3 separate regions of the Mus musculus genome follow, and regions 2 and 3 are each linked to region 1. Evidence: chromatin loops called from intact Hi-C (ENCODE). Cell type or tissue: left cerebral cortex. All regions are shown on one strand.

Region 1 (8,000 bases):
TCTGGCTGTAGATGTCTCATCTTCTGGGTTTCTTCCCACCCCTCATGTTCTTCTTCCCTGATTGGCCTAAAAGTGAGTGTTGTATGAGGTCATTCTGGCCCCTCCTGTCATCTATCTTACGATCTGTCTGTCTGTCTGATTGACATATATACAGAGAGAGAGACAGAGACAGAGACATAGACAGAGACAGACAGAGAGAGAGAGACTCTCAATATGTAGCCTAGGCTAGCCTAAACTCAATATATATACAAACTCCCAAACTCTAGGTCCTTCTCTGTTCCCTTACCCGCCTAAAATTCACATTCATAGTGACATAGTGGTTGTGAAATGCTTCCTTCTCTGACTGAGGTGGGGCAGCACACCTCCCTTGGTTTCCCAATGAGGGCTTCTCCTATTAGAGAAGCCATTAACAGTGTCTAGAAAATTGGTCTTATGGCTGAGACAGATCAATAACAACATGACTGATTGCATGATTCTGCTGTTCCTATCTGCTGCTTCAAGTCCTGGTGAGCATTTTAAAGCAGAGCCACCACATCTTACTGAGAGTGCTGCTAGCAGTGTATTCAACTCTAAGTTCTGTGAGTCACTCAGGACTCCGTGTCAATGAGTACGGTATCAAGCTCATCCTGCAAGGAAGCTAGGAGAGGGGAAAGGAAGTAAGATCAGTTCTGGAGAGGAGGAAGGGGATAACCAAGAAGGATACACAGAAGGGGAGAGCCAAGAAGGAAGGGATACACAGAGGGCAGGACTGGGCCTTAAGGATCCTTCTCACTGGGTTGGGTATGGGTTAACAAGAACACCTCTAAACCTACTTACCAAGCACGCCCATCTGGATGACAGTCAGGGATCCAGAGACTTCTTTGTGTCAGTGTCCACGTAGCCTACAGACAGCCTGGGAAGAGTGTCAATACCAGCCTTGCCTGGGAGTTGGGTGCGCAGGCCCTCCTTTTGCAGGGAGGGTGTGGCATCGTGATGTAGAGAGCTTTCAGATAGACAACCCCTCCATATCTGAGAAGGGTGTCATGCCAATTGCCTCAAGGTGGTTCTAAGTGTGCCCGGCGAGGGGTAACACCCTCACTGGTACTCCTTTGGTTCAGTTCAACGCCATTCAAGGATAAGGGGGCAGTAACGAGGTGATGAGGGAGCGCCATGTGAAGTCCTGAAGACATGGAAGTCACAGTGACATGGGAGGGCTTAACACCGAGCAGCCTATCCTCTGAATCATAAGTAAGAAGGGAGCCTAGCAGCGTCCAAGTGCCATCCACTCACCCAGCCAGTGTTTGTTGAGCTTCCATGTGGGGTACAGCAGCATGCTGGGACACAGAAAGGACACAGAGCCTGCCTCTGAGGGTACTCAGTGATATCAAGTGAGTGGGCATAGCGCATGACAGCAATTCCTACCTCCTCCAAACCTCATAAAGGTCGCTGAATCACGACTATGTACCTGTAGATGGCCAAAACTAGAGAATGTCTTGGTTTATATGCACATGAAATACTAGTCACGACAGAAAAGACTACATTTTAGACCTTAAAACAAGTCTGAAAAACTAAATTTTTTAAATAATTTATCTGTATGTGCGTGTGTGTGTGTGTGTGTGTGTGTGTGTGTTCATGTGTGTATGTGTATAGGGACCACATTATGCAGGTGCTTAATAGAGGCTAGAAAAAAGGTTACTGGGCCCCTTAGAGCTAGTTATGGTAGTTGTGAATCATCCAACATGGGTCTATAAAGAAAGTCCCAGGTTAGCCAGGTTTCAAAAAGGAGGGGAGAGAATAAAAGAAAAAAACAAAAATCAATAATGTGGTGGTTTGGGCCCCATAAGTTCATGTGTTTGAATGCTAGGTCCCTAGTTAGTGGAACTGTTTTGGGAAGGACTAGGAGGTGTGGCCTTGTTGGAGTATGTGGCCCTTGTTGAAGATGTGTCACTAGAAGTGACTAGAGGCCGGCCCAGTCTTTCTCTATTGTAAGACCTCAGCTGCTGCTTCAAGGCCACTCATGCCTGCCTGCTGCCATGCTCTCCTCCATGAGAGTTTAAATGCTGTGTGCTGAGCATATCTGTGTGCATTGTACTTTGACTGGAAGTACTGTTTGTTCAAATCACCACAAAAATATCCATAAAAGCATGGTGCACTTACTATATTAGAATGTCGTTAGGCAGCAATTCTTCAGCTTTTATTTATATAGCAGCGAATATATATAGATATATACCATAGAGTATAGATATAGATTAGATACAGAGGTAGATATAGCTTCCATGGTTTGGGATGTAAAATCCCTAGTCTAAAATGGAAATGATTAGGCTAGGTGAAGTAGCACTAAGGAGACTGAAGCAGGGGAAATGTGGAGTGCAAGGTCAAATGTAACTGCGGGGCTGGAGAGATGCCTCAGTGAGTGCTTAAGCACTCTAACTGCTCTGCCAAAGGACCTGGGCTCAATTCCCAGCTCCACAAAGCAAATCATAACCGTCGGTCCCAGAGGAATCCATAGCCTTCTTTTGGCCTCCATGGACTCCAAAAAGCACACGTGGCGCACACCTATACAAACATCCAAAACACCCACACACATTTATTTACAAAAAGGCAACCGCAAGTGCTGTGGGCACAAACCTGCAGAGGCAGAGAAATCACTGCAAGCTCTGAGGCCAGCCTGGCTGGTCTACGTAAGTGAGTTCCAGGCCAGGCGCAGTGAGACGACAACTCAAAACAATGGCATGAAGTAAGTAAACAAACGGGGCTGAGAAACGCCAAAAAGCTCAAGCCAGAGGCGCTTTTGCGATCGACACCATGTCTACAAGAAAACGGTTTTCCGGAAGCACATACACAATATGCTCAGCAGTACGCACTGTTGCTGCGGAAAGACTGCCATTGCCGCCTGGCACCGTTATCTATGCCCGAGGTCTTCTCCTCCGAGCCTGCCAACCACGGCGCCTGGCTGAAGGAACAAACTTTTGGTAAGAGCAGACAGAGCGCCTCACCGCTGCCTGAAGCCTCGACGCTGCGCCTCCTGGTGGTTCCTCAGCGCCGCCGTTGAACGAGCCAACCCCGGATCGGTGTTTCCGCGGTAGAGCATGCGCATTGCAGAGCCCGAGGCTTCCAGCCAATCAGAGAGCCCTAGTCCAGTCAGTCCTTCCCTCTGCACTGCAGGAGGCACGGCAGCGAGTCCCGTGGCACCGCGCGTGCGCACGCTGAAGGGGCGGGGCTTCCTCGGCAAGATGGCGGCCGCGGCCACCGGCCTGCGCCAAGCTGCTGCTGCGGCAGCCAGTACCTCGGTGAAGCCCATTTTCAGTCGCGACCTGAACGAGGCCAAGCGGAGGGTGCGCGAGCTCTACCGCGCTTGGTATCGGGAGGTGCCGAACACCGGTGAGAGGCAGGGGTGCATTCGGGGCGCCGGAGGCACCTGCCCAAGGTCTCTCGGCCGAGCTGAGGTCACGTAGTGGGACAGAAACGAGCCCTGGGCTTCGGGGGAAGGGGGTCACCCGAGCCAGAGTGCCCCACACCGGGACAGGGCTTCCGAGCGCCCCAGTTGCTTTGGTGGCCTTTGTTCCTTATTTCTTATGGAGCCCCTGGGAGGGGCGTCCGCGGTCCTGAGCTAGCCCCGGGTGCTTCTTGAACCCAGCTTTACAGTTCCAGAGAAGGTTCTAGATGCCCATTCGATTTTGTAACTAAAGTGGCGAAGGGCTTTAGCAGTTATCTGTTACTTAGTCTGGAGAACAAACTGCATCACGAGAGGGAAACGACTTGACGAAGGTCACCCAGTAGCTGCCTGCTGCCCTTTGAAGCCTCCAGACGAAATGGCCCCTCAGAGCTCCCCAGCTTTGCTCACTAGATCAGCTTGCCCCAGAATTTTGAAGTCTAACCCCCTTCTGCTGCAAAACACGCCTTTTCCCGTAGGTGGGAGAATCTAGTCTGTTCACCTGAGTGGCGAGTGTGAATCTGCAATCTTGGTTGTCTCCCTCAATGCTGCCACTGTAGTGGATTTTAAAAGGGGGTTAGCGAGAGTTCAAATGTCCTACATATGTCAGGGACATCTTTTGTTGTTGAGTAGACATGTATTTAACTTGAGCTGATCTGAGGGGAAAGGCGTTTTCCAATGAGTAACAACAGCTCCACAGCACGCCTCAGCACTGCTTGAGAGGCAGCCACACTGTCCTCAGTTTCGACCTTTATTAGCTGTGTGACCTTGGGTAAGATTTTTCACCGGTATTTGCTCATCTGTGAAATGGCCATAATACTGTCTTCTTCCGGGAGTTACTGTATTAAATAGGTTACTTAAGTAACTGATATAAAACTCGGGGGAGGCACTGATGGGAGAAGATTCCTCTTAGTTATTAGAACACAGACTGGAGAAAAAACAAAACAAAAAAACCATGCCCACCTCAGGCTGGAGTTTACCTGACAGTAGTTATAATACTGCACCCTTCAGTCTCTGGGCCTGATGCTTCACAAATACTAAGATTCTGAGTGACGGGTTCTGTCTCAACTTAAACTTGTCTCAGTTTGTCATTGTACAGTTCTTTCCTGAAATCCCTGTGTGCGCACTGACCTTGGTGACAGCTCTCTCAGAACCTAGCCTAGTGTTCACCATTTCTGCAATCACTGAATTGGAGTATAACAAAAGATTCAAACCTGATTTAGACACAGCATGATTTTGTCTGTGTTTTTGTGACTTTTTGTTGTTTTGTTTTTCTGAGACAGCGTCTCACATTGTAGCCTTGGCTGGCCTGGAACTTGCTACGTAAACCAGGCAGGCCTTGAACTCAAAGAGCCATCTGCCTCTGTGCTACCACACCGGGCTTGGTTTTGTTTTTGGGTGTTGTGTTTTGGTTTGGTTTGTTGTTTTTTGTTTTTTTGAGACAGGGTTTTTCTGTATAGCCCTGGCTGTCCTGGAACTCACTTTGTAGACCAGGCTAGCCTCGAACTCAGAAATCCGCCTGCCTCTGCCTCCCGAGTGCTGAGATTAAAGGCGTGCGCCACCATGCCCAGCACTGTTTTTGTTTTTGTTAAGGTTTTGCCTCAATTCTGGGATTAAAGGCATCTGCCACCATGGTTGGCTGATTGCAGTTTTATAGATCAGAGTGGACATGTCACAAGAATGGCCAGTGCACAAGGTATCTTCACTAAATGAATATACTGACCTCTGTAGCCAGAATGTTTAACACCTAGTGATCCTTTTGTATCCTTGGTGTCCTCAGCAAATCTGCCGAAGGCTGAGTGTCAGGGGATGGGTGACTAAAGCCTGCTTTTCTCTTTTGAAACAAGATCTTGCTGTGGATTCATAGCACCATACACAGCCACGGCAAACCTCCAGCCTGTAGGCTGGGTTTACAGTCCTGTTACCACTAAGTCCAGTTTACAACCTAATCTCCAAAGGACACCCATGTAGCACATTAAGTTCAGTCACCTGAGTTTGTGCCACTGTTTAGCCACTGACTTAATAGATTGGTGAATACTGTGACTTTTTAAATGTATTTTATTACTTTTTAAAGTTGTGTGTGTGTGTGTGTGTGTGTGTGTGTGTGTGTGTGTGTGTGTGTGTGTGTGTGTATGGGAGGGTGCAGGTAAATCCCAAGTGTCCGCAGAGGTCAGAGGCATGGGTGGGTCCCTGGAGCTGGAGTTACAGGGTTTTTGAGTTGCCTGACATGGTTGCTGGGGATTGGAAAGGCGATGCTGAGCCACCTCTCAGCCTCCTCCCTTTTTAAGGGAAGAGAAGTTTATTGTGTTCGGTTTCAGTCCCTTATCTGGGGGTGGTGGTGCAGGGTGGTGTGACTCATGGCTCCACAGTGGCAGCCTTGTATCTTGTTTGCAGTCATAGGTGACTGTCCCACTCTCAGTTAAGGCTTAGAGTCATGTCCTTCCCCAGGTTGTCTGATGGTTTGATTACAGCCTTCCCTCCCTGTGCAAACTCTTGGCAGTACCCCTTAGCTCCCAAATTCATATAGTACTTAACACCTACACATTATTTTACAGAGATTTCAACTCTGGTGCCTTTATTCTTGCTGGTTATTCCATATAAAAATAATATGGTAGTATATTTTATATCCCATATAAAAACAATATTCCTCAGTGATGGAGCCCTTGCCTAACATGTGCAAGGCCCTAGATTCTGCCTCAGCCTGCTCCGCCCATACACAAAAAGCAAGGTAGGTACACAGCCTCTCCAGAAGCCCACTCAAGAGCACTGAGATCCAGGTTGGGCAGTTTAGTAAGGCATGTATCCAGGCTAGGGTTGGGCTATGCGGAATAAAGTAACTGAGCCACTTGTACATGTCCAGTGGTCACCCACTGACATAAGCTTCTAAAACCATGCTTAAAAGGTCTGATTTCTACAGTCCAGTTTTCTCTTTAGTGCACTTAATGCAGCTGGATATCACGGTGAAACAAGGACGGGATAAAGTCCGAGAAATGTTCATGAAGAATGCCCATGTCACAGACCCCAGAGTGGTTGATCTGCTGGTCATTAAGGTAACTGGCCCTCTCTGGCAGACTTAAAAGAGCCGCTGGCTTGTCCTGAGCCCCTGAGTCTTCAAGTGAATACCACCTCCATTAAAGCCAGCTCTAGACTCAGCAGCTGCCGTGTCTCCAAGTTCAACTTGGAGGTCCCCTTTTTTCTTTTTAAAGCCAAGGTCTCAGTATGTAGTTCTGGCTGTCCTGGGACTTGTTCTGTAGACCAGGCTAGCCCTGAGATCCACCTGCCTCTGCCTGCCAAGTGCCAAGATTAAAAGTGTGTACCACCATACCCCACTTGGATGTCTCCACTTTTGAGATAGAGTCCTGGGCTGGAACCACACATCCTCTTGCCTCGGCCCTGAAGGGGAGGTCTGGGGGAGGGAGGAGGGACATGCTGCAGCTATAACAGTGTCAAGTGTAGGAATTGCTAGCTCCTATGGGATGCCACCCTGGAACACACGCTGTCTCACCTGTCTGCAACCACAGGAAGGCAGTGTGGCTCTGGGTATGGTTAATGTACGGTCATTAGCGAGTCCATGCCAAACACAACACAGAACTGAACTTGTGTGCTGTGTTCCTCATTTAATGGCTGGAACTGACTACTTTTCCTTCATGTACACAGGGAAAGATGGAGCTCCAGGAAACCATCAAAGTATGGAAGCAGCGGACACACGTTATGCGGTTTTTCCATGAAACAGAAACACCAAGGCCAAAGGATTTCTTATCTAAGTTCTATATGGGCCATGACCCATGAGGTCACCTGATGGGAAGGTGCATGTTAATATTTAACTAGAGTATAAATAAACTCATTATTTGATGGTTGGTTGTGATAAAATTGCACTGGTGAACCCCTTTCCTGTGGTCTCTCTTACTTCTTGCCTGAGTGTGGAACCTTCTTGTACACACATACCATGTTGATGCCCCTGTCCTGGAGATCTATGTTGTTTGCTGCCAGCTGACTCAGACCTTGCATGGGGTAGCAGGAAGGGATGGGAGGCTCTATCCGATTCTCCCACAGTGGATGTGAAATGGTAACTTTGTTACTGTCTCTGTACTTATGTATATAGCTTCCAAGACTTGGCAGCAAGGCTCTTCCATCAGAGGGAACAGAGCAGCACTGTGGGGACAGCACTAGAACTGACTGCCCGGAGGCTAGCCCTTCTGCTTAGGAGCACTGGTCTGCAAATGAGCTTAGCTGCCTCCTCACTGCAGAGCACACTAGTCAGTGCAAACACAACACACTGGTCCTACTACTAATGCACTTTCTTGTTCAAACAGGATCTCATGTAGCCAAGGATAGCCTGCCTGCTCCCTGTGTAGCCAGGGATGACCTTGAACTACCGATGTTCTTGTTTCGACCTTCTTCCCTGGACAGTCCTGAATGCTGAAGAAAGGCACTCACAGTATTGGGGTTTAATTACTGAATGACCCCACAGCACCAGGGATCCTCCCCGCCCCCCCCCCCAGGGGCCCAAGTGTTATCAAATATTCTGCTAAGCAGTTAACAAAGCTTTGCATGTTCAGCACATGGCAACCCTTCCAGGCCTAAGTGG
Region 2 (8,000 bases), 790 kb before region 1:
CACACGTTCTCCTGCCACATAGTGTTCTTGCAATGGTGTTCTTAGCATTTTGTTCAGAGAACTGCTTGTGCAGGAGAGGCCCTGCTTGTTAGCTGTGACGTTGCTATGACAGTACTTGAGCTCATGGTTTGAGGTAACTGAGTGGAGAAGTGAAAGGAGAGCATACAGCCTTACAAAGGAGGTGCCCTACTTCCTACTTGTAGGCCTCGCCCCTAATAGCCCGTTTAGCTGTGAACTCATCAGTGGAGCAGCCAGTCGGTGGGGTTAATCCTTCATGATTCAGTCACCTCTTAACAGCACCATCAGGCCAGGCATGGTGGCACCCGCCATTAGTCTCAGCACTTGGAGACAGAAGTAGTTGGATCTCTCTGAGTTCAAGACCTGCTTGGTCTACATAGAAAGTTCCAGGACAGCTAGAGCTACACAGACAACCCAGCCCCCACCCCCAATCCCTCAATGCCAACCTAAACTAGAACCATCTAGAAACCAACCCTTCGTTCTAGATCATACCCATAACTCCCCCCACCCCCCAAGACAGGGTTTCTCTGTGTAGCCCTGGCTGTCCTGGAACTCACTCTGTAGACCAGGCTGGCCTCAAGCTCAGAAATCTGCCTGCCTCTGCCTCCCGAGTGCTGGGATTAAAGGCGTGCACTACCACTGCCTGGCACCTTAAAAGTGTGCCATGTTAGAACTGAGGGTGGTAGGTAGAGCAGGCCTGTGACCTCAGCCCTGGGGAGGCTGAGGTAGGAGGCCTGTTGGCCACCAGGAGCTGCATAGACCCTGCCTCAGAAAACAAAGGATGTACCTTGTAGTAAGTGTTGAGAGAAAATGGGGGGGGGGTGTCGTGGAGCTTTCCTTACAGGGGGAGAAGTGGGGACTGCGTGGGGAACGGCTAGGTAAGGAGGCTCTGTAGTCAGACGGCCTTGGTTTAGCTCTGCCTCACCTTCCACGCGTACAGAACACCGCCTGTCTAGTTCTTGGGATCACTGCTGGTCTAGTTAGAGTGTGCTAGCGTTGATCAGCTATATTTTGAGGAGTCTTTGGAGCCGAAGTGGGTGGAGGAAAGTGAATTTAGGTTCAGACCATCTAACCCTGGCCCCAGTGTTACTCCTTGTTGATTTGGGCTGAAGGAAATGTGGCTGCAAACACAAAAAGCAAGGGGAAGAAAAGTCTTCAGTAAAGGAATGCGTCCTACTGTCTTGTCTGTATTACTAATTTGTATTAAACTGTTTTGTTTTCTCTGTATAAATATTATCTCAGTGCTGGTCAGCGGTTAAGAGACTGGCACCTACCTGCCAGTGGTGGCGCACACCTTTAATCCCAACACTCGGAAAACAGAGGCAGGGGGATTTCTGAATTCGAGGCCAGCCTGGTCTACAGAGTGAGTTCCAGGACAGCCAGGGCTACACAGAGAAACCCTGTCTAGGGGAAAAAAAAGAAAGAAAGAAGAGAGCACTGGCTGCGGCTCTCCAGTGGGCCTGGGTTGGCTTCCCAGTGCTCACATGGCAGTGTGCGACTGTCAGTCCAGTCCCTGGGATCTGATATCCTCTCTTGGCTTCCCTGGGCGCTTGGTACCCAGACATAACAGTCAGGCAAGCCCATAAAGTAAAAGATAAGTCTTCAAAAACAACAACCCCCGCCCCCAAGTGACCTCAGGGCCAGTAGGATAGATCAGCAGGTTAAAGAGTCTTTCACCAAGCCTGACAACCTGAGTTCTATCCTAAACTTGTGAAAGTTGTCCTCTGAGCTCTGTGTTTGTGTGGTGGTATGTACGTGGCCACACACATACATTATCTCACATGCTCCCTATGGTGTATTTAAATATAACTCAGGGCTACCCTGATGAGCCTCCTTTGTGTCCCACATCTGTCTTCCACAGAACCAGAAAGGCAAGGCATTCTTTTTTTTTTTTTTTTTTTTTTTTTTTTTTTTTTTGGTTTTTTGAGGCAGGGTTTCTCTGTACAGCCCTGGCTGTCCTGGAACTCACTTTGTAGACCAGGCTAGCCTCGAACTCAAAAATCCGCCTGCCTCTGCCTCCCAATGCTGGGATTAAAGGTGTGCGCCACCACTCCCGGCAGGCAGGGCATTCCTATTCCTTACACACCCTCAGTGTATGCCAGGCTCTACTTGGAGAACAGGAGTGGGAAGGGTCCATTAGACATCAGCCTTTCATTTGGTCTACAGTGTCCCTTCCCAGGAGCTTAAGGAGTAGCTGGGGGCGCTTGAAAGCTGTTGCAGAGTTGCACTGCTAATCTTGACCTAGGTGGTGCAGTAAGAGTCCTGCTCAGGGCAAGAGAGAGATGGCTCAGCCATTACCACTGTCTGCTCTCTCAGAGGTCCTGAGTTCAATTCCCAGCAACCACTTAACCCTCTATAATGAGATCAGAGGCCTCTTCTGGCCTGCAAACATACTTATAGGCAGAACACTGTATACATAAAAAAAGAAAAAAGGAGTCCTGCTCAAAGGTACCCTTCCTTACCTTCCCACAGACACAAAACCCAAAAAACAAAAACAGAATGTATTTAGGAAATTCAGTAGTTCCTAAAATGGGATGTGAGGCTGCAGGCTTAGAGATGGGATGAGACTAAGACCACCCCCTACCCCCCCACACACACCCCCATCCCCGACCCCGGCATAGGGAAGGACTTTGCTAGTCTTCAGCAGTTCTGGGGCAGGTAACATAATTGACTGTTTGAGGAGGCCTGCCCCTAGCTGGAGTGTTTATTTGAAGAATTCCGATGACTAATGCCTGTCCTGTCTTGTAACCCGTGCTGCTGCCTGCTGGGATGAATAGCTGTCTTTTCATGTAGAAAGAGGAGATGTGATTATAGAAAGCTGGAACACAGAAACTCCCAGAGCTGTGAAAGGATTTGAAAGAATGCCTGTAACCAGGGAATGAACGCATCAAATTGCAAAGTAGCTACTCCCAGCAGGAGCAGCGCCCACATCCCTGCCAGATCCTCTCCTCCACAAATGCACCCCTAGGTACAGTAGACCAGTAGCATGCATGAAGGTGGCCACTGGGGTTATGTGACATGGCCGTGCTGAGCTGTTTTCATTACTGTCCTGTATTTCTCAGTATGTCCCTGTCACCAAGCAAGGCATTACTATAGATTCAAATGTCAGTCCAGGTTGTCTTGGTGACTAGTGTGTGACCAGCTGAGCACTTTCCCAGTGTTCTTCATGTGCAGTCTCATCGTAATCAGCAGGAGAGTGTGCCCTGTCCCCGAGTAAGACGAGAACCCGAAGATGTTGCTCCCCCTAGGGACAGTAGCCATCTCACTTTGAAAGTGTTACTGATGCTATTTGTTGGTGTCTTAAATAGACAGAAGGACATTCAGATCGTTCTTCACCAGTAGTCCCTAGGATTAGGGTAATCTCCCTGAATATTACACTAACCCTATTTATAAGCTTGTGATGGAGGGTTGGGTGGCTTGTTTGGTTCTAAAGATTTGCCTACTCAGTGTAGTACCCCACACCTTTAGTCCCAGCACTAGGAGGCAGGGGCGGATTGATCTCTGTGAGTTCGAGGCCAGCCTGATCTACAGAGTGAGTTCCAGGACAGCCAGGGCTACACCAAGAGGCTATCTAAAAAATTTTACTTTGTTTTTGGTTATCAGAAGGGGAGATGAGAGCCTCTGGGACTGGGGTTCTAGATACTTGTGAGCTGCCACAAGTGGGTGCTAGGAACTTAACCCTTGGTGCTCTCCGGAGAGCAGCAGATGCTCTTGGCCAGTCTCTCTAGCCCCTCCCTCTTTCTTGGCAGAAATGTTTCATTGCTTAAGTGATTAATGAAGCAGATAACATAACTTTTTAAATTTTGTTTATTTTATGTATATGAGTACATTGTAGCTGTACTGGTGGTTGCAAGCCCTGGGCTACAGTTGGCTTTTCCACACACTGCTTGTCTAGAATACCCTTTGACCACTGCTTTTCCCAGTCTGCGGGATCAGATCTAAGCTTCCACTTGTTTGTGACGACCCCACAGGCTGTGCCTGTGTCTTCCTTTCCAGTAGGACTGTGTTGCTTGTTTGATGGCTGCAGGCCATTCTTCAGCTTGAAGCACCTGGAGGCTTATCCTTTCCTGCTTTGGGTAATCTGTGACTTAGGAGAGGTCACTGTCCCTCAGCTTATTAGTACGACTTGAATAGCAACTCTGTCTGAGTCCATAGCCAGTTTTTATTTTTATCTTTAATGGACATCACCAACAGATGTAAGAGACTATGAGAAAGCCTGTAAGGGCTCCTTCAGTGTGGTGTTAGGTTCTCTTAAGTAACCCCACTATTGCCTGTGGCTTCCAAGCTATGGGCCCCTAAGTCAGGGGTAGCCCAATTGAACGAGGTATATGTTGTCTGCTTCATAGCTGTTTTATTCTCCCTAATCATGGGTGCTGTCCTCCTCCGTACCTCAGGCCTCATTCCTTTTGACTGGCTTCTCCAGTGGCTCCATTTCCTTGAATCCTTTTTTCCCACTACTGTGCTGGGGATTCAGCCAGGGTACATTGCACGCTAGACAAGCCTCTACCACTGAACTGTGTTCTCAGCCTCATCTCCTTGAGTCTTTGGGTAAGAAAATAAAGCCACACCAGACAAGTACCACCTTCCAATTTAAAGTTACTCTGCTTGATTCTGTAAGGAACTCCAATTCTTCTGTCAGCCCATCCAGTTCTTGTATGAACTAAGGAAGTGGACCTCTTCCCCCTACCACCAGGTGGTTTGTGGGGTTTTGTGAGATTCCCCCATCAAATTTATAATCCTCCCACCTTGCCCCCACACCCCTTGTTGGGTACTGGGATTACTGGGGTGCGGTCTTTAGCAGAGGAGAAGGTGGGCAGTTCTCTCCAGCGACTTGAGGAGGAGTCAGGTAAGAGGAGGGTCCTTGTGACTGGTGACTTGCCCAGTGTGAGGCGCTTCCTGGGAGGCTCAGGCAGTGGATTGGAAACAGTAGGGCAACCTTGTTTGTGCAGCATAGCTCTTCTGGGTTTGGTGTGCAAGTTAAAAATGCAGCCCAGGTGTCCCCAGAGCTTGGAGCTGGGGGGGAACTGACAGCTCCGTATCCAAGATGAACCACAAGAGTTTCTGAGGCTTAACCAGCTCCCAGTGCTACTTGTGAAGTTCTAGGTCTGGAAAGGAGATGAATCTCTTTCTCCTCTTCCAGCTCAGGGTTGGGAGAGAAAACAAGGAAGTTAGCGGGTGTAACAGGCACACAGGACAGTTGTCTTGGGGAATCAAGGAGGGTTTCTGAGAAAGGAGATGACATTGAGAAAGTACCTTAAACGTGGTTGTCCTGACTGCAATGGAAAGAGGCCTGGCCTGCTGGTTGAGTAGGCAGGTAAGCCAGGCAAGAGAAACTGCAGACTCCTGTGTGTTACTCAGCAGGGCTGGGGGTGGCCTCTCCAGCCACTGGAGGCCACAGGAATGGGGCATGATCAGTGGAGTTTCACTCAGTCATCCCTCCCTCCCCCCCCCTCCTCCTCCTCTTCCTTCTCTCTCTCTCTCTCTCTCTCTCTCTCTCTCTCTCTCTCTCTCTCTCTCTCTCTCTCTGTGGTTTTGTTTTTTGTTGTTGTTGTTTGTTTGTTTTTTGGACATGGAGTTTCTCTGTGTAGCTCTGGCTTTCATTGTATAGACCAGGCTGGCTTCAAATTGCTTGCCTCTGCCTCCCAAGTGCAGGGATTAAAGACATTCACCACCCCCACCCAGCTCATTTCTAATTTTTTTTTTTTTTTTTTTTTTTTTTTTTTTTTTTTGGTTTTTCAAGACAGGGTTTCTCTGTGTAGCCCTGGCTGTCCTAGAACTCACTTTGTAGACCAGGCTGGCCTCGAACTCAGAAATCCACCTGCCTCTGCCTCCCGAGTGCTGGGATTAAAGGCGTGCGCCACCACGCCCGGCTCATTTTTGGTTTTATTTTTTTACTTATGTGTATGCATGTGTGTATATGCCTCTGCATGTGGTGCCTGAAGAGACTAGAAAGTGACATCATAGCTTATGTGGCTGGAGTTGCAGGGAGTTGGTTGTGGGCCACCTTGTGTGGGTGCTGGGAACCAAACTTGGGGCAGGAAAAATAGCAATGGTGTCTCTTTACAGCAAAGACTTCTCTCAAGTCTTCCTTTTTAATTTTAGGAGATTCTGAAATTGTACATTTGGCCGGGCAGTGGTGGCGCATGCCTTTGATCCTAGCACTTGGGAGGTAGAGGCAGGTGGATTTCTGAGTTCGAGGCCAGCCTGGTCTACAGAGTGAGTTCCAGAACAGCCAGGGCTACACAAAGAAACCCTGTCTCGAAAAACCAAAAATAAGGGAAAAAAAAAAAGTGAAATTATACATTTTTTGGTTACTGAACAGCTTTTTTAAAAAAAAAAGATTAACTTGTTTTATGTATATGAGTATTTTGTATGAATGTATGTAGTGTATGTATGTATGTGTAACATATGTGTGTCAGAATAGGGCATTGGATCTCCTGAAATTGAAGTTACAGATGGTTTTAGACCACTGTATTAGTCACGTTTTCATTTGCTGTGAAGAGACACCATGACTAAGGCAATTCTTATAAAGGACAACATTTAATTGGGGCTGACTTACAGGTTCAGAGATTCAGCCCATTATCATTAAGGCGGGCATGGAACTGAAGGAGCTGAGAGTTCTACATCTTGATCAGAATGCAGCTAGAAGTCTGTCTTATAGGCAGTTAGGAGGAGTGTCTCAAACCCCACCTCCAAAGGGATACATTTCCTCCAACAGGCCCCACCGTCTAATAGTGCCAGTCCTGGGAGCTGGACTTCTGTTCACTGCTTATGTTCAGTCTCAACCACTGAGCTGAATTCTGCTTTTGATATCTATCTACCTATCTATCTATCTATCTATCTATCAAGCTGTGTCTTGCAGTCTCACTCAGACCAGCTTTGACTCAGTCTTCTTGCCTCAATCTCCCAAATGCTCTGATTGCAATCCATCCTGCTGCGGATCCATCCTTTATCTTTATTCTGTTAGACATTTGAGTGCTGAGACCTACAGGTCGGCTTCCTTAGTCCTGCTAAGAGGTACCTGCCTGCATAGAGGCACCATTTGTTTTAAGGGGCAGCTTTACCAGGTCTGCCTGCCTTCCACACAGAAAGCAGGTATATAAAATGTTGACTAAAAGAATGCCAAGAGAGCAAACAGTTTGAACTGGTAATGGGTTCTCCATGGTTTTGTTTATGATGCCAAGCTAAAAGCCTGGGGCGAGAAAGAAATATTTATGTTTCTGTGTATTTGGGTGCCAGCAGGGTTGTGGAAATTCCGGGACAAGCTTTTTGGTCAGTGTCTCCAACTCTCCTCCATGGGCTGCTCTTAAGCCCCTGATCCATTTCCTGTTTGATTATGTGTTTGCAGGCTCAGTGTCAGGCCAGGAATTGGAGGTGTCCGGTCTCGAGTTGGAATCCAGCATAGTCTTGTTAACCAGCCAGCTCGCACAGCCACCTTCCAGCAGAGATTTGACGCCCGACAGAAGATTGGGCTCTCAGATGCTCGGCTCAAGCTGGGTGTCAAAGATGCCCGGGAAAAGCTTTTGCAGAAAGACGCCCGGTTTCGGATCAAAGGGAAAGTACAGGATGCCAGGGAGATGCTGAACTCACGAAAGCAGCAGGGCACTGTGCCCCAGAAGCCCCGCCAGGTGGCTGATGCCCGGGAGAAGATCAGCTTGAAGAGGAGATCCCCTGCTGCGTTCACAAGCCCGCCCATTGGGACTGTAACCCCAGCTCTGAAGCTCACCAAAACTATCCAGGTAGGTTGTGGCTCCCCTCCAGCGTCTCCAGAAACCTGGGGAGAAGGCTAGAAGTATGCAGGGAAATTTGGGGAATGGCAAAATGCAGTTTGTTCCAGATGTTGGTCCAGCACATTCCGACTTCAGAAAGGCATTTCGGACAGTCTGTGGAGCACGGGGTGTTGTCTTTCAAAGAAGAGGTCCAAAAGAATGAACTGACTTTGCAAAGTGAGACCAAAGTAGAGAAAAATGTAGTGTTACTAC
Region 3 (8,000 bases), 87 kb after region 1:
GTGTCACTAGATCCTTGCCTCCTCAGTGAGCCCCGTGTCCTGTGAACACCTTGGTTCTACCCTCCCCACATACCCACACACACACACACACACACACACACACACAAACAGGCAGGCACACCTACCTGGATCAGAAGACAGAAAAGAAGCCGGTGGTTTTCAGTCAAGGAAGCTGACCTCTTGCAGACCCCACCCACTCCTCTGCACCCAGAGGCTAGCCATGTGGCCGGGCTCAGAGACCTCTCTTCTCTGGGTCCTCTCTTGAGCTTTCACTAAGCCTCCTGATCATAGTCCACTAGCTGAGGGCCCAGTTCTCCCCTGACCTGTCCCTCTCGCTGGACTGGGCTCCGGGCAGGGAGGCTCTGGCCTCTTGAGAGTGGGTGGCAGTGAATGGCTGCTCTGAGTCTCTGGAATCCTACAGAGCTATGGGCGTCAGCCAGCTGAGCTGCCCTATACGCGCAGAGCCACCTAGGGAGGGGATGGCACATAACCCATGTGTCCTTGTCTCCAAGACTGGACCCTTGAGAAGTGTCACCAGTAAGAGAGAACTGAGCTACTCCAACGGTGATGTCCCTGTTTGTCTCATGCCCTCCCACTTTCCCTCTGCAACCACCTAAGACTTTGCTGACCCCAGGGCCATCTGTGTCCATGCTCCTGCGGTTGTGCTTCATGTTGGGATTTCTGTGTATACAACTGTACCCTTCAAATCCATTCTCTGAGACCCATCCTGCTTCAGACAGATCCTCTGCTAAGTAAGACTCGGGGTATGAAGCTAGCCAGCCCCGGGCCAGACCTCAAAGAAATCCACAGACCTACCCCAGCTGTCTCTGGTGAGGCAGATCCTCAGCAGCCTGTGGCCACTGGGCTAAGAACCTTTTCCTGGGTTCCCCAGCACCAGGCTGCTCTGTCACATGATAGTATGAGAAGGACCGTGGTGGGAAGAGACGCCATTGGCTGGGTACTTACTCTGTGCCAGGGACTGAGCCAGGCTGGAGAAACTCAGAGTCTTCTGCCAAAGCCAGGCCCGTAAGCAGATGGGCACAGCATCTCAGCCACAGAGTGCAGGCCACAGACGTGCCCTAAACACTCACTCTGAGCCAGGAGCCAAGCCCAACGTTCTCTTGGCATGTCCTCGACCCATCATCTTGCCACTTCCTTTCTGCCATACCCCACAACACTGGGGGCTCTGGCCTGCTTTCCTGTGAGCTGCTCGCCTTGGCGAGTGAGCTTCTGGCCGGCCAATAGAACTTTCTGTGATAATGGAAATGTTCTATGTGTCCACTGTCCAATAAAATAGCCACCAGCCACAGGCGGCTCCCGAGCACTTACCACTATTCTATGATGACCAAGGACCTGGATTTTTTTTTTCAATTTTATTTCATTTGAATGTCCATCTACCATATTGGACAGCAAAGTCCTGAAAGACGCAGATCTTATCCTTCTCTGGGTCCCAGGGCCTAACAAGAATCACTCAGCATGTTTCTCACAGTGACTGAATGATGAACGTGTGGGCCCAGGATCCTCTTCTCTTCTCATCCCATTCTCATCCCTCTGAGCCTTAGGTTGCCATAGCTGGCTATGCCCTGGTTACCAGGCAACCTGCAAGCAATCACAGTGGAGGGGGAGGGGCGCTGTCTGAGTTCTTTCCCCTCCCTACATGTTTTGAGGCCCTGAGAAAAGAAAGAGGTGGCAAAATCAGCCTGGACACCCTGGGGAGCCGGCTCTGTAGGGCCTACACTGCCTTATTACCTCCTGGAGATCAAGCAGCTGGGTGGGGCTGAAGTCAGGGGCCCTGGGTTCTCCTTGCCTGACCACTCATTATAAGACTCCTGTCCAATAGGCCAGGAGGTGGTGGCACACACTTTTAATCCCAGCACTAGGAGGTAGAGGCCGGTATCAGTAAGTTCCAGAACAGCCAGGGCTTTACACAGAAATCCTGTCCCGGAAAAAAACAAGCAAACAAAAAAACCAAACCTAACAACAATAACAAAACCCTCCTAGTTCTCAGCTGTCTTCTCAGTTAGAGATTAGATGCCCTGAAGTGATTTCTTCCAGCCTGAAGATCTAGAATCCACCCCGCCTCCCTCCTTTCAGAGCAAGACCCGCGTCCCATCCATCTCTGTCTTTCGCCTGCTGGTCTGCCTCCTTTCCCTCCAGGGTTGACTGACCATCTCTGAGCAAACCTCTTGTCATTTTTTCTATCTGCAGCCGCTGTAGCCGAGACATTTGTACTCAGCGTCATGTATATAGGTATAGAATACAGTCCTATACATCGAGTACTTACTGAGAATAATTCAAAGGAATTGATCCATTTTGCCTGGGGATTGGTATAGTGACAGAGCTCCCGGCTGACGTGCATAAAACTCTGAGTTCAGTCCCCAGAGCCACAGAAACAACAAAACAGAATAACACCAAATAGATAACATTAATTTGAAAAAAAGAAATTTATTTTAAAATAATTCTTTGGTACACGTAAAAGTTTACCATTTGTTAAAGACAAAGGCAAATTTGCATATTAATGAGGTAGAGATGTTCGTTTGTTTTTATGAAACTAAATCTTAGCTGTTTCAGTGGGTTTTTTCCTAGAACTGATGGATATTTTGATTGTATCATTGGCAATGCTCAGACTGCCATTTTGCATAAATTAAAATAATAGCAAATGGCCTGTATTCAGAAATTGTTAGAAATGTGTTACCCTACTCCCAAGTCAGATCTCCCTTAGTCTTCTTCTGAAACTCCAGACAGCAGCTGAAGCAGATGTTTTTGTTTTAGATGGGGTCTTACATATACCAAGTTGGCCCTAAACTTCCAAAAATGACCTTGAACTGGTGTCCTCGGGCCTCCAGTGATGGTGGCTGCGATTACGGGCGGGCTCTGCCACACCTGGTTTATGCACAGCCATGGACTGAGCTAAGTTTCTACTTAGCCAATAAGGAGCAACTGGAGGAAAATGCTGACTTCGTTTTCCATCATGTTTCTACATTAGCAGCAAAGACATTGCAATTTACAATGTACCATAGCGTCTGTGAGCTTTTAGGTGGTATTCCTCGGCAGTGTATGGCATGCGTCGGTCAAAGTGTGCACATCGAACGTTCAATACTAACACACAAGAGTTGGCAGAAACAGCCCAGATTCATTTTGAGTTCGATGATTCAGGGTTGTTGTGCATTCAGAAACCTTTTGCTGCTGGGCGGTGGTGGCGCACGCCTTTAATCCCAGCGCTCGGGAGGCAGAGACAGCCGGATTTCTGAGTTCGAGGCCAGCCTGGTCTACAAAGTGAGTTCCAGGACAGCCAGGGCTATACACAGAAACACTATCAAGAAAGAAAAGAAAAGAAAAAGAAAGCTTTTGCTGTTGCCCAGTTTTCTCCACTCCCACATTTATTTTCTGGTGGCCACCCACAGTTTCCAAACGTGGGGCTTAGCAGAGTTGGTTGCCGCAGCCCCACCTCAATTACAAACTTGGGTCCAGCTGCCCTCTAGTGGCCAGAAATGGTACTGTGCACCTGTGCATTTTCCCACCAAACACTGAGACGCTTTCAAGGGTCCTCCAAAAACAGACACCTTCACTCCAATCTTTACGGTGGCCCCCCTGACAAAGAGTGCGTGCTATGATACCTCTCAAACTTGTGTGTTCTGCAGCCACGTGAATTGGAACATCTCTTTGTCTTTCTGGGCCCCACATTGTTCTATAATAGGGGTAGGCTTAGATAGCATGGGTGACAAACTTCCAAAACCCTAGAGGCCGTGACACTAAGAACTAGTTTCTCATTCATGGCTCCTGTCCACAACACCATGAACCAACTATGTCCCACGTCACCTTTGCTCTAGGGCCCTCCAGGTCATTATTGCCAGGGGTTGTGACAAACTGCAGATTAATGAATCCCCTTGCCAGCCACTAATGGCTTTGATTTAATTAGAACTCATTGGCCAGAACAAGCTGGATGAGCCGCCCATTACTAGAAGGCAGGAAGGTAAACTTCTATGGCACACTGAGAGCTGAGGAGCCAGGACTGTTTGGTAAGCAGTGGTATGGACACATTTCAGGCTGAGAGTGACCTCGGGGAGCCTCAAGTCTCGCCCAGCGCTGTTACTGTACACTGCCCTCACTCTATGGGAGCTATGAAAACCGATGACTCTGGAGGTAGGCAGCTTGGTGGTGGATGGTGTGCCTAACATGTAGAGGATGCTGAATTCAGCCATAAACATACAGATCTACAAACACACACACATGCACAAACACATATATGCACACACACAAGCATACACACACACGTTTGCACACACACAGTTGCAGCCTTAAAATTTCTATTTTCAGGCTGGAGAGATGGCTCAGCGGTTAAGATCACCGACTGCTCTTCCAGAGGTCAACTCCTGGCAACCACATGGTGGCTCACAACCATCTGTAATGAGATCTGATGCCCTCTTCTGGTGTGTCTGGAGAGAGCAATGGTGTACTCATATACATAAAATAAATCTTTTTTTTTTTTAATCTATTTGCTTGTCTATTTACCCCCATGGTTTCTTTCGATTGCCAAAAACCTGTGGGAAGCTACTCAAAGCCACAAAACCAGAGAGGGTCTTGCCAGAGTCACACAGAGTCCAAAGCATGGGCTAGGCTCTCAGATCTCCATACTTTAACTCCGGGTGGGCGAGAGGGAGAAGGTCTGCCTACCTAAGTCCCCCGGAAAGATTGTTAACCCAGATTGTGACCACCATGTGTACCTGCTCATGTACGTGCACATATGTGTATGTTGTGCATGCATGGATATCTGCCTGCATACAGAGGTCAGAAGTCAATGCTTGGTGTCTTCCTCACTCTCCCTCTTGTTTTCTGAGAGAATCTCTTAATAAACATGGAACGCATTGATTTAGCTAGGGTGCCTGCGCAATGAACTCCAGGGACCCTCCCGTCTCTGCCTCCGTCCTACCGAGGGTACAGGTACACTTGACTTTTATGTGGGTGTTGGGAAGCCAGCTCATGCTTATGCTGCAAGCATTTCACCTATGGAGTATTTTCCCAGCCATTGTTCTCTTGTTTCTTTGTTGTGGTTTTTGAGACAGGGTTTCTCTAAGTAGCCCTGGCTGTCCTGGAACTCAATTCCTCTGATTCAGAAAATCCACTTGCCTCTGCCTCCTGAGTGCTGGGATCAAAGGTGTGCGTCACCACACCCATGAGGTACTCCTGGTGGCCACTTTTCAAGGGCGCTGAAAGCCTCCACACTTCCCTCTAAGCTACTCTTTTGGCCTCTATTAGCCTTGGAGCTCGGGCAGGAGAACAGCGGGGGAGGAACAGAGAGAAGCCTGTCCTGCCCTCTCAGCTGGAATTCGAACACTGCAGCCGTTCCCACTCAGGACCCTGCACACGCTAATTCCCTGTCCTCTGGCTCTGGGCTGAGCACAGACACACCCACTCTGGCAAGCCCTGCCAGCCCCTGGGACTCCACAAAATCTCCTAAAGCAGCTGAAAAAAAAATCCCCTGCAATCTCGGTTTCCAGGGTTCCCTGCCAAAACCAGGCTACTGGCCGCCATGCTGAGACACTTCTCCATGGCACGTCAAAAAATCACACACAAACCAGGGCAGGAATAAGTTGCCGATGGGGTCAGAAGGAAGTGGTAACTACAAGCTCATCGGGTTTTCTCCTAGGTCTAAACTGCCTCGAAAAGCTGCCTTCCAGCCAGGTGAGTGGCACAGGCTAATCCTAACCCTTGGGAGGCAGAGGCAGCTAAATCTCTTGAGTTCAAGGCCAGCCTGGTCTACAGACGGAGTTCCAGAACAGTCAGAGATACACAGAGAAACCCTGTCTTGGAAAAAGAACAACACCCACAAAGGGGGGTTGAGGGGGTGGAGGGGCAGAAGAAAAGATGGAAGGAAGGAAAGAAGGGAGGGAAGGAGGAGGAAGGAAGGAAGGAAGGAAGGAAGGAAGGAAGGAAGGAAGGAAGGAAGGAAGGAAAAGCCACGCTCCAATCCCCCGCTACCAGTCACAACTGTATTCCATGCTCTGGCCTCGTGACACAACCCAGTTCTCAGTAGGTACCCTAGGGACATCACAGCTTTTCCTGGCATATTCCTCTTCCCTTACACGGAAAACTCTTATGCAACCTTCCAAACCCATCATCCTGGTCACTTCCTTGGGGAAGCCTTCCTTGACAGCCCCCTGTGGGGACTCGGGGCTTCTTCAGTCATGTTTTCAGTTCCCCTCACCTTTGACCGCTGCTATCTTTCCATTTACCCTGTTTTTGTTGTTGTTGTTGTTGTTTGTTTGTTTGTTTGTTTTAATTATTTATTATATACACTGTAGCTATCTCCAGACACTCCAGAAAAGGGAGTCAGATCTCATTACAGATGGTTGTGAGCCACCATGTGGTTGCTGGGATTTGAACTCAGGACCTTCGGAAGAGCAGTTGGTGCTCTTACCTGCTGAGCCATCTCTCCAGCCCTTGTTTTTGTTTTTGTTTTAGCTCTTTGCAGTCAGGGGCAACGTGGGTTCTTTACATGTTCTAGCTGGGATTTGTGTGGGGTCAGAGTAGGTTCTGCCTCTGTAGCTAAACAACACTTCATGGTTATATAATATTTTCTTCCCCCATGACTTCCTTAACATTTGCGACCACCAGTGAAGCTGAGCAGACATGATGCGCAAATAGACAGATGTCAAGCCAGGCGGTGGAGGTGCACACCTTTAATCCCTGAGTTCTGAGTTCAAGGCCAGCCTGCTCTACAAAGAGAGTCCCAGGACAGCCAGAGCTACACAGAGAAACGAGAGGGGGGGAGGGGGGAGGGGAGGGGAGGGGAGGGGAGGGGAGGGGAGGGGAGGGGAGGGGAGGGGAGGGGAGGGGAGAGGAGAGGAGAGGAGAGGAGAGGAGAGGAGAGGAGAGGAGAGGAGAGGAGAGGAGAGGAGAGGAGAGGATGGTGATGATGGTGATGATGATTGATGATGATGGTGGTGGTGGTGATGATGGTGGTGATGGTGGTGATGATGGTGGTGATGATGATTATGGTGGTGGTGGTGGTGGGGATGGTGATGATGAGGATGATGAAGATGATGGTGATGATGGTGATGATGATTGATGATGATGGTGGTAGTGGTACTTCCTTGTTGCTTCTGTTTTCCCTCTGGCTGGCAGGAAACCCGGGGACAGTAATAATAGTATTACCGCAGGAATAAGTATTTCAAGATTCTCCTGCCTCTGCGTCTCAAATGCTGGAATTACAGGAATAAGCCATTATAGCCAGTGTATAGCATAATAATTGTATACAAAGTGTTGTGCACACAAGGTGAGCATTCTAAGCAACAGAGCTACCCAGCCCAGGCCATGTACTGTTCCTTGAACAACCATAACTGACATTTTGCACCACAGTGAGCTGAGGACCGCTCGCGTCTCCTGACGCGATGGATGAGAGGATACACGAGAGGGATCTACTTGAAACTGGCGTGGGTTCTTTCTGGAAAGATCAGATATGGAAAATTCATTTATGAAACAAGGCCCACGGTGAGATCGGCAGGAGGTCCAGATCTGAGCTCAGAAGGCTCGATGAATCCCCAAACCCTCCTGGCTATGGAACACTTGGTGGTGGACACTGGGCAGAGGCAGCAGCTGTTCTGAGAGCCTGACTACCTCAGAGACTCTGATCGGATCCCAGTCAGACACATTGTCATGTTCAGAGCCAGGAATTTCACACTTCAGACCCAGAGTGCCTTGAATTCTATTTTTAAAGGCGTCAGAAATGAGGTCCTAGTGTGAAACCTCCTGACTTGTGAATGCTAGCAACCAACTGCATCTTTTTTTTCTTCAAAACACTGTTTTGAATAAACCAACCTTGCCTGCAGGCCACATTGGGGCTCATCTGATCAAGCCCAGTCTACTCCCAAAGGACCTGTCTGATAAGGCAGGGTGACTAGGGGTGAGTTTTAGTGTTCTTTCTGGAATCTGTCTTCCCCTCCAGACATTCTGAGAAAGCTACCCTGTTCTGAGACAACTCAAGTCCAGGGCACATTGTC

Evidence for each region. Peaks named below come from ENCODE experiments on the same cell type or tissue, not always from the same donor. Only the 100,000 strongest peaks of a DNase experiment are listed, where the experiment ranks them.
Region 2: a loop joins it to region 1, with 1.9 times the contacts of the local background. A loop is called at or near these places in 2 of 42 quality-filtered maps.
Region 3: a loop joins it to region 1, with 6 times the contacts of the local background. A loop is called at or near these places in 3 of 42 quality-filtered maps.

What each region holds. Positions count from the first base shown.
Region 1 is chr15:82,349,441-82,357,440 of GRCm38, reverse strand. Ndufa6 (NADH:ubiquinone oxidoreductase subunit A6) reads left to right here and starts at 3,150. Exons shown (of 3, transcript NM_025987.3): 1 at 3,150-3,360; 2 at 6,347-6,462; 3 at 7,070-7,302. The coding sequence starts at 3,213. The coding sequence ends at 7,201. In left cerebral cortex, a CTCF peak has its summit at 3,006 (motif pointing left); DNase peaks (open chromatin) are centred at 3,079, 3,753, 4,100 and 5,723; H3K4me3 peaks cover 2,314 bases; H3K27ac peaks cover 1,664 bases.
Region 2 is chr15:83,137,889-83,145,888 of GRCm38, reverse strand. It overlaps Poldip3 (polymerase (DNA-directed), delta interacting protein 3), which reads left to right. Exons shown (of 9, transcript NM_178627.4): 2 at 7,367-7,757. Among named protein-coding and RNA genes, the nearest start is that of Poldip3, 7.5 kb to the left of the region's middle. In left cerebral cortex, a CTCF peak has its summit at 3,282; a DNase peak (open chromatin) is centred at 2,856; H3K27ac peaks cover 1,047 bases.
Region 3 is chr15:82,262,034-82,270,033 of GRCm38, reverse strand. It overlaps Septin3 (septin 3), which reads right to left and starts at 1,232. Exons shown (of 12, transcript NM_001368785.1): 1 at 967-1,232. Gm52180 (a long non-coding RNA gene) reads left to right here. Exons shown (of 3, transcript XR_003951511.1): 3 at 4,318-4,495. In left cerebral cortex, CTCF peaks have their summits at 3,485 (motif pointing left) and 4,445 (motif pointing left); DNase peaks (open chromatin) are centred at 1,607 and 3,465.